Regions from separate parts of the Homo sapiens genome. Here region 2 is linked to region 1. The links are chromatin contacts, found by Hi-C or POLR2A ChIA-PET in ENCODE. All regions are on one chromosome and are shown on one strand. The core of a region is the stretch at or near the end of the contact, and the rest is flanking DNA. Distances in the headings are between cores, read along the strand shown. Region 1 overlaps PLEKHH2 (pleckstrin homology, MyTH4 and FERM domain containing H2). Region 2 overlaps PLEKHH2 (pleckstrin homology, MyTH4 and FERM domain containing H2).

Evidence for each region. Hi-C counts contacts between places; a loop is a spot of excess contacts on that map. ChIA-PET counts read pairs that join two places held with the same protein, here RNA polymerase II (POLR2A).
Region 2: a map of PC-3 shows a loop between it and region 1 (4-fold over the local background). The contact joins two enhancer-like sites. A Hi-C loop is called at or near these places in 2 of 168 maps with a recorded cell type or tissue (PC-3 and breast epithelium) and 1 of 37 single-sample maps with no recorded cell type. POLR2A ChIA-PET finds 5 or more read pairs at or near these places in 4 of 52 experiments (A673, PC-3, activated CD4-positive, alpha-beta T cell and 1 more).

The regions. Positions count from the first base shown.
Region 1 is chr2:43,705,475-43,708,991 of GRCh38, forward strand. PLEKHH2 (pleckstrin homology, MyTH4 and FERM domain containing H2) reads left to right here. Exons shown (of 30, transcript NM_172069.4): 10 at 848-942; 11 at 1,927-2,071. Among named protein-coding and RNA genes, the nearest start is that of C1GALT1C1L, 31 kb to the left of the region's middle. Within about 2 kb of position 2,065, at least 5 of the 41 ENCODE cell types and tissues checked have a DNase peak (open chromatin) inside an H3K27ac peak, as active enhancers do; they include PC-3, where a contact is called at or near this core.
Region 2 is chr2:43,757,487-43,760,993 of GRCh38, forward strand. It overlaps PLEKHH2 (pleckstrin homology, MyTH4 and FERM domain containing H2), which reads left to right. Exons shown (of 30, transcript NM_172069.4): 27 at 1,414-1,543. Among named protein-coding and RNA genes, the nearest start is that of DYNC2LI1, 15 kb to the right of the region's middle. Within about 2 kb of position 1,430, at least 7 of the 41 ENCODE cell types and tissues checked have a DNase peak (open chromatin) inside an H3K27ac peak, as active enhancers do; they include PC-3, where a contact is called at or near this core.

The DNA of each region.
Region 1 (3,517 bases), core at 815-3,314:
CTCAAACTCCTGGCCTTAAGCAATCCTCCTGCCTCAGCTTCTCAAGGTGCTAGGATTACAGGTGTGAGCCACTACACTTAGCTAGGAAATTACATTCCAATATTTCAACATCAGATTTACCTGATAAAGGCTTAAGAACAGTGGTTTTGGTTTTGGTTTTTGTTTGAGAACAAGTCTTGCTCTGTCGCCCAGGCTGTAGTGCAGTGGCATGATCTCGGCTCACTGCAACCTCCCCTTCCCAGGTTCAAGCAATTCTTGTGCCTCAGCCTCCCAAGTAACTGAGATTACAGGTGTATGCCACCATGTTTGGTTTTAGTAGAGAAAGGGTTTTGCCATGTTGCCCAGGTTGGTCTCAAACTCCTGGGCTCAAGCGATCCACTGCCTCAGCCTCCCAAAGTCCTGGGATTACAGATGGGAACCACCATGCCCCACCAGAACAGTGGTTTTGATACCATGCTGGTAATAGGGTTATGAATAGTCAGAGAATATCTTCCTATGTACTGCTTACTGAATTGGTTGGTAAGCAGTTGCCTGTACTTAGTTCTGCCCAGCCTGAGCAAAGCATGCATGGAGATTTCAAGGAAATAAAAGCTATGGTTCTTGCTCTCAAAGAGCTTGCAGTCTAGTTGGGGAACTAGCACACATGAGGAAATAATGAACCATGTAAAAAAGTGTATAAATAAACCTGTAAATGCCATAATCTGTAAAGTAGACTATACAGTTAGTAATCATGTATTAATCGAATTGCTTTTTAAATGGAGATTATGCTCATTTGTATTCATAAGAAAAAGACCAATGTGCTAATTAGAAGTTTTTTAAAATGTTGTTTCCTGTTTTTCTGTTTCAGATTCTGCTGCAACCCTTTCCTATACTACATCAGGACTTTATACATCTCTGATATACAAGAACATGACCACCCCAGTGTATACAACTTTGAAGGGGGTAACTCATTATTGTTATTGTTAAAACATGTGCTTCTCTTCATGATGGATCAAGGAAATTGTTAATTCAAGCTCCAGATTCCATTCTTAACATTTTACACAGGCTCTCCCTTTATAGAAAGTTTTACAAGTTCACGTTAACATATCATAAAAAAGAAGGAATGGAAAGGTCTGCAGAAGACACTTATCAGAATGTTAGAGGTCTGAGTCAGTTTTTACTGTGTCCCATGTGATTCCCCCACCTCCCCATGGCCATGAATTGTTTAAAGGAGACATATTATTAATAATGTAATGAAAACTCCTAATTTAGGCAGATCTTTGTATCAGTGCCAGGGTACCCCTTCCTTGCTTGAAGTATTAATTAAAAGAAGGATTGCAGGTATTGACAACCTTATATTTTCAGGCATCTTTTATAATTGCTTATTAGAATTCAGGGTTTAACAACATGATTTTGATAACAGCAAAATACATTCCCAAATTCCTTTTAAAAATCATATGCTGGCTGGGCACGGTGGCTCACGCCTGTAATCCCAGCACTTTGGGAGGCCGAGGCGGGCGGATCACGAGGTCAGGAGTTCGAGACCAGCCTGGCCAACATGGCGAAACCCTGTCTCTACTAAAAATATAAAAATTAGCCGGGCGTGGTGGCAGGTGCCTGTAATCCCAGCTACTCAGGAGGCTGAGTCAGGAGAATCGCTTGAACCTGGGAGGCGGAGGTTGCAGTGAACCGAGATCATGTCATTGCACTCCAGCCTGGGTGACAAGAGCAAGACTCCACCTCAAAAAAAAAAAAAAAAAAAATTCTATGCTATGACTTCTTCCTGTAAAACTTTCTGTTATCTAAAAAGAGTGATAACCTTAGGGATGGATACAGGGAGGTTGCTCTGCTTTTCTTTAGGAGGCGACCCTAATAACTAGCAGCCTTTTCTTGGATGAGTGGTAACATTAGGGATGGATACAGGGAGGTTGTTCCACTTTTCTTTAGAAGGCGACCCAAATAAGTAGCAGCCCTTTCCTGGATGACTCATCTGGGTCAGAGGAAGAAGACAGCTCCAGATCCAGCTCCCGGACGTCAGAGTCAGACTCACGCAGTAGGAGTGGGCCAGGCAGCCCCAGAGCCATGAAACGAGGTGAGGGAAAATCGCAGGCATATGAGGCAACTCCAGATCATTCTGAATATTAATTGGGAATTTTATCTCCATTACAGGATTATTTTTTAAATCCAAGAACTTGCTTCAGACCCTAGTGAAAAGAACTTTAGCCTATGACTGATATGTTTATATTCCTAATTCTCTTCTTAATTCTCTGTGATTTCAGACAAATTATATAGTTTTTTTTTTTCAGCTTTTTATTGTCTGTGAGAGGGAGATCACTTTATTGTTGGAATGAAGTGAGATAATTGGCCAAAATGAGGTTTCTTTCTTGGCATTTGTGAAATAGACTTATTTCAGCTAAAGTTGTTACACTGCTAACTGGCAGAAAATATACCTTAAAATTTGTCAATTAATCTGATGTTAAAGTGGAGAACAACATTTACTTGGAATATGTCTATGATTTTTAGTGGATTTTGAAGACATTCTGTGTGTAGGTAGTGGTTACAGAGAGATCTAATTCCACCAAATGACATCTGTATGTTATAAAAAGCCCTTAATGCAGCATGGTGTGTCTGTTGGCTTTCAAACTGTGTTCCATGGAACCTCTGGATACTTCCAATCCCCTCGGCTTCAACTGGAGCTGCTCAGCCTTCCTTGGTTTCATATTTTGAGCTTCCACTGGTCTTCTTGCTCTCAACTTGCCCCGCTACAGCCAGAATCAGGTTATGACACACTTTTGCTGGAAACACTGCAGTGGCTCCTCACAACGGCTATAAGGTGTTCCAGGATTCGGTCACGTACTTGACCTCATCTCCTTTCTTCTCTGTACTCAGCTCCAGTCTCACTGGCCCTCTTGCTGTTCTGAGACATGCCAGGCATGCTTGCATTTCAGGACCTTGGCACTGCTGTTTCCTCCAGCTGGTATTCTTCCCCTAGATGTCCGTATAGCTGACTCCCTCACCTCCATCAGCAAACGCTGCTTTCTCAATGAGGTCCACCCTGACCACACCACTCAAATTGCAGCCCTTTGTCTTTCTTCTGTTGCCAGCTCTTTTTATTCCCTTTAGTCTGCTCTATGTTTTATTGTTCCATACCACCTACTGCCTGTTTGTCAGTGGTCTCCTTCCGCTAGAATTTGTTCCACGAGAGCCAATATTTTTGTTGTTTGCTCTATCCCTAGCATCTAGGACAGTGCCTGGCACACTGGCCCTGGTCCTGGGAGCCTGAGACTTGTGTTCCAACATTGCCCCTGCCTAACTCTTTGACTTTGGACAAATCCTTTAATCTCTGGGCCTTAGTCTCCTTGGGCCTTAGCCATGACAATCACTGAGGTCCCTATAGGTCTACATTTTTGTTTATTCTATGAAAAATGAAGATATTATAGCAACTGTTACTTGTCTGAGTCAAATAAAAAGCAGTGTCACAAGAGTGGCATTGTTCTAATATGTCCCTTAAATGTTAATACATATTTTTAAAAATTGC
Region 2 (3,507 bases), core at 180-2,679, 51 kb after region 1:
TCGGCTCACTGCAAGCTCCGCCTCCCGGGTACAGCCATTCTCATGCCTCAGCCTCCCAAGTAGCTGGGACTACAGGCGCCCGCCACCACACCCAGCTAATTTATTGTATTTTTAGTAGAGATGGGGTTTCACCGTGTTAGCCAGGATGGTCTCGATCTCCTGACCTCATGAACTGCCTGTCTCAGCCTCCCAAAGTGCTGGGATTAGAGGCGTGAGCCACTGTGCCCAGCCAATATTTTTATTTAAGATAAGCCCAGAAGCTTTAGAATCTATATTTAAACTTTCTTTAATTAAAAAAAAAGGCTTTAGATGTACTTTTTAATTGATCTTTTTCATTCTTGTCCAGAACAACCCTGATAATAAATAAGAGAAAAAAATTGGCCAATAATATGTTTAATTTTATGAAGTACATACCAAAAAATTATATTTTGTATATTCTATTATGAATAAGTTGAAATAAAAATAAACTATCTTCTTACAAAAGACTTTTTAATATAAAAGTTTCTAATTTACCTCAATTTGGAGTTTCAATTTCAGAGAATATATAAAGAGAAGCTGATTAGATTTAGAAATAGAGGCAAATCCAATTTATCGTGAGCTTTTCCAAAATAGAAACATTTAAGATCAGCCTTTTGTCTATGTAGAATAAGTGCTTGCCTTTGTAATTTGATTTGACAAGTTTCACCTTGCATCTAACATCTCTCCAAGCCAGGGGTGGGAGGACCTAAAATTCTACCATCAGGGATTCATCTTTGGGCTCTACTACTTGTTTTTGTTTTTGTTTAAGACAGAGTCTTGCTCTGCCACCCAGGCTGTAGTGCAATGGGGTGATCTCGGCTCGCTGCAACCTCCACCTCCCGGGTTCAAGTGATTCTCCCACCTCAGCCTCCCGAGTAGCTGGGATTACAGGCACCCGCCATCATGCCTGGCTTATTTTTGTATTTTTAGTAGAGACGGGGTTTCACCACGTTGGCCAGGCTGGTCTTAAACACCTGACCCCAGGTGATCCTCCCGCCTCGGCCTCCCAACGTGCTGGGATTACAGGCGTGAGCCACTGCACCGGGCCTGTACTTTTCTTTTAAAATGAAAATATTCCCATGAGAAATTATCTTTTAAACTAATTTACGCTAAGTTTTGATGGTAGATATTCAGATTTTAAAAATGGACCTGCTGTGGGTACCTAGTTCATGCCGAAAACACGAATAGTATGAGAATTTGGTGAAAGGAATATTCCAGAAAGGACAAGTGATGGACAGTGGTGTGATGAGAGTCACAAAATCTTTACCTGGGTTATGCCTAGGGATCACAGTTATGCTTAGGATTGGCTCAAGGAGAGTTTTATCTTAAGACTATGACACACTGTTTATGTTTTTGCTTTAGTGTTTTTGTTTTTGTTCTTTTCTTTTTTTTTAGGCAGCTTTGCCAGCGACTTTCAACCAGATGGATGGCCCTCCGGGGACACAGTGCTGCTGACTGTGTGCGCATTTATTTGACAGTAGCCAGGAAGTGGCCATTCTTTGGTGCCAAGTTGTTTCTTGCAAAAGTAAGAAAGAATGGGAGAGAGATGCATAATGAAAACCTTTGTGTACATAGTTGACCAGATTTACCCCAGACTTAGTATCCTTGGCTTTTGTAAAAAATGAAGAAATATCCAATAATGTAAAGAAAACAATGAAGAGACACTAGAGAAAGGGCAGAAAAGCTTCTCTATCTTTTCCTCTCTGCCCAACTTTTCCCACCCTAAATCATTTCTTGGACTCATTAGGTGAATCATGAGTCCTAAACCACAGCTGAACTCTGCATTCTTCTGTTCATTCATTCATCCATGCACATGTTTACTCTGTCACTCATTTGCTCATTAGTATTTACTAAGTTCTGTCTGCTAAACATTGAGCTAAGCTCTAGGGATACATAACCTATTGTTTCAGATGGATTGTACATGAACTTCCAGGACTATTTTACTTTGTAACAACAGGCCTATAAACAAACCACTGTATGGCAAATATCACTATGAGTCACATGAACAGACTGCTGCAGGAACACTGAGGAAGGAGACCCACCCTGCCCAGGGATGGCCAGCCCTTTCCCCAAGGGAAAAATTATGCCTTTTGATTCCTTTTCTTTCTGTTGAAACATGTCTCTTTGTACTTTCTCAGGCTCTTAAGATACATCTTGCCTTGTGTTATATTTTTCTGTGTGTTTGTTTTATACTCACTATTAAATTGCATGCTCCTTGAAACTATAAACTCACTGATCCTAAAATCTTCCTCTTGTACCTACTGTAGTGCTTTGCACGTAATTAATAATTATCACTTAATAAATATTGCTGAATAGCTGTGCAACTTTGGGCAAGTCAGGTTACCTCTCTGGACCTCACTTTTCCTCATCTGTTAATGAAATACTTAGATTAGAAAAGTAAAATCTAAGGTATCTTCTAACTCTGATTCTATGAGTGACTATATTATTGATAGGTGAGAATTAATTTTTTTCTAGTGGAACTGAAAGCTGTATACTAATTAAGAAAAAGATGATAAAGTTAGTATTCTTAAACATCTATAAAATTAATGTACTTACGGGAAGTTGAACGTTACTTTTTAAAATTACAAGGAATAGATTTGAACTGTAGAGCAGCATGGATTTTAATTCTAACTTCAGCATTGGAAGTAATATTAAATACCCTTTTCTGTTCTGATAAAATGTGCTTGCTGGCACAAAATATTATTAAATAATAATATTGCTTTTCAAATTACGTGACAAGCATCTTTTTTGCTCACTTTTCTTTCTTTATAACAAGCGACACCTCCTTTGTTGCTTCATGGCATCCTGTTTTCTGTGTGTGGTAAAATACACATAATGAAATTTACCCTTTAACCTTTTTTTTTTTTTTTTTTTTTGAGACGGAGTCTCACTCTGTCACCCAGACTGGAGTGCAGTGGTGCAATCTTGACTCACTGCAACCTCCGCCTCCCAGGTTCAAGCGATTCTCACGCTTCAGCCTTCCAAGTAGCTGGGATTACAGGCGCACACCACCACGCTCAGCTAATTTTTATATTTTTGGTAGAGACAGGGTTTCACCATTTTGGCCAGACTAGTCTCGAACTCCTGATCTGAAGTGATCCACCCGCCTCGGCCTCCCAAAGTGCTGGGATTACAGGCGTGAGCCACCGCATCTGGCCCATTGTAACCATTTTTAAGTGTATAGTTCTGTGGCATTAAGTACATTCTCATTGTTGTGTTGCTGTCACCACCATTCATCTAAACACTTTTTTATTTTCCCAAACTGAAACTGTACCTAACTCCCCAGTCCTCCCTCCTCCTCCCAGCCCTGGCAACTGCCACTCTACTTTCTGTCTCTATGCATTTGACTACTTTAGGAACTTCAGGTAAGAGAAATCATATAATATTTGTGCTTTTGTTATTGGCTTATTTCACTTAGTGTAATGTCTTCAAGGTTCATCCATGTTGTAACATGTGTCAAAATTTCCTTCCCTTTTGAGGCAGAATAAC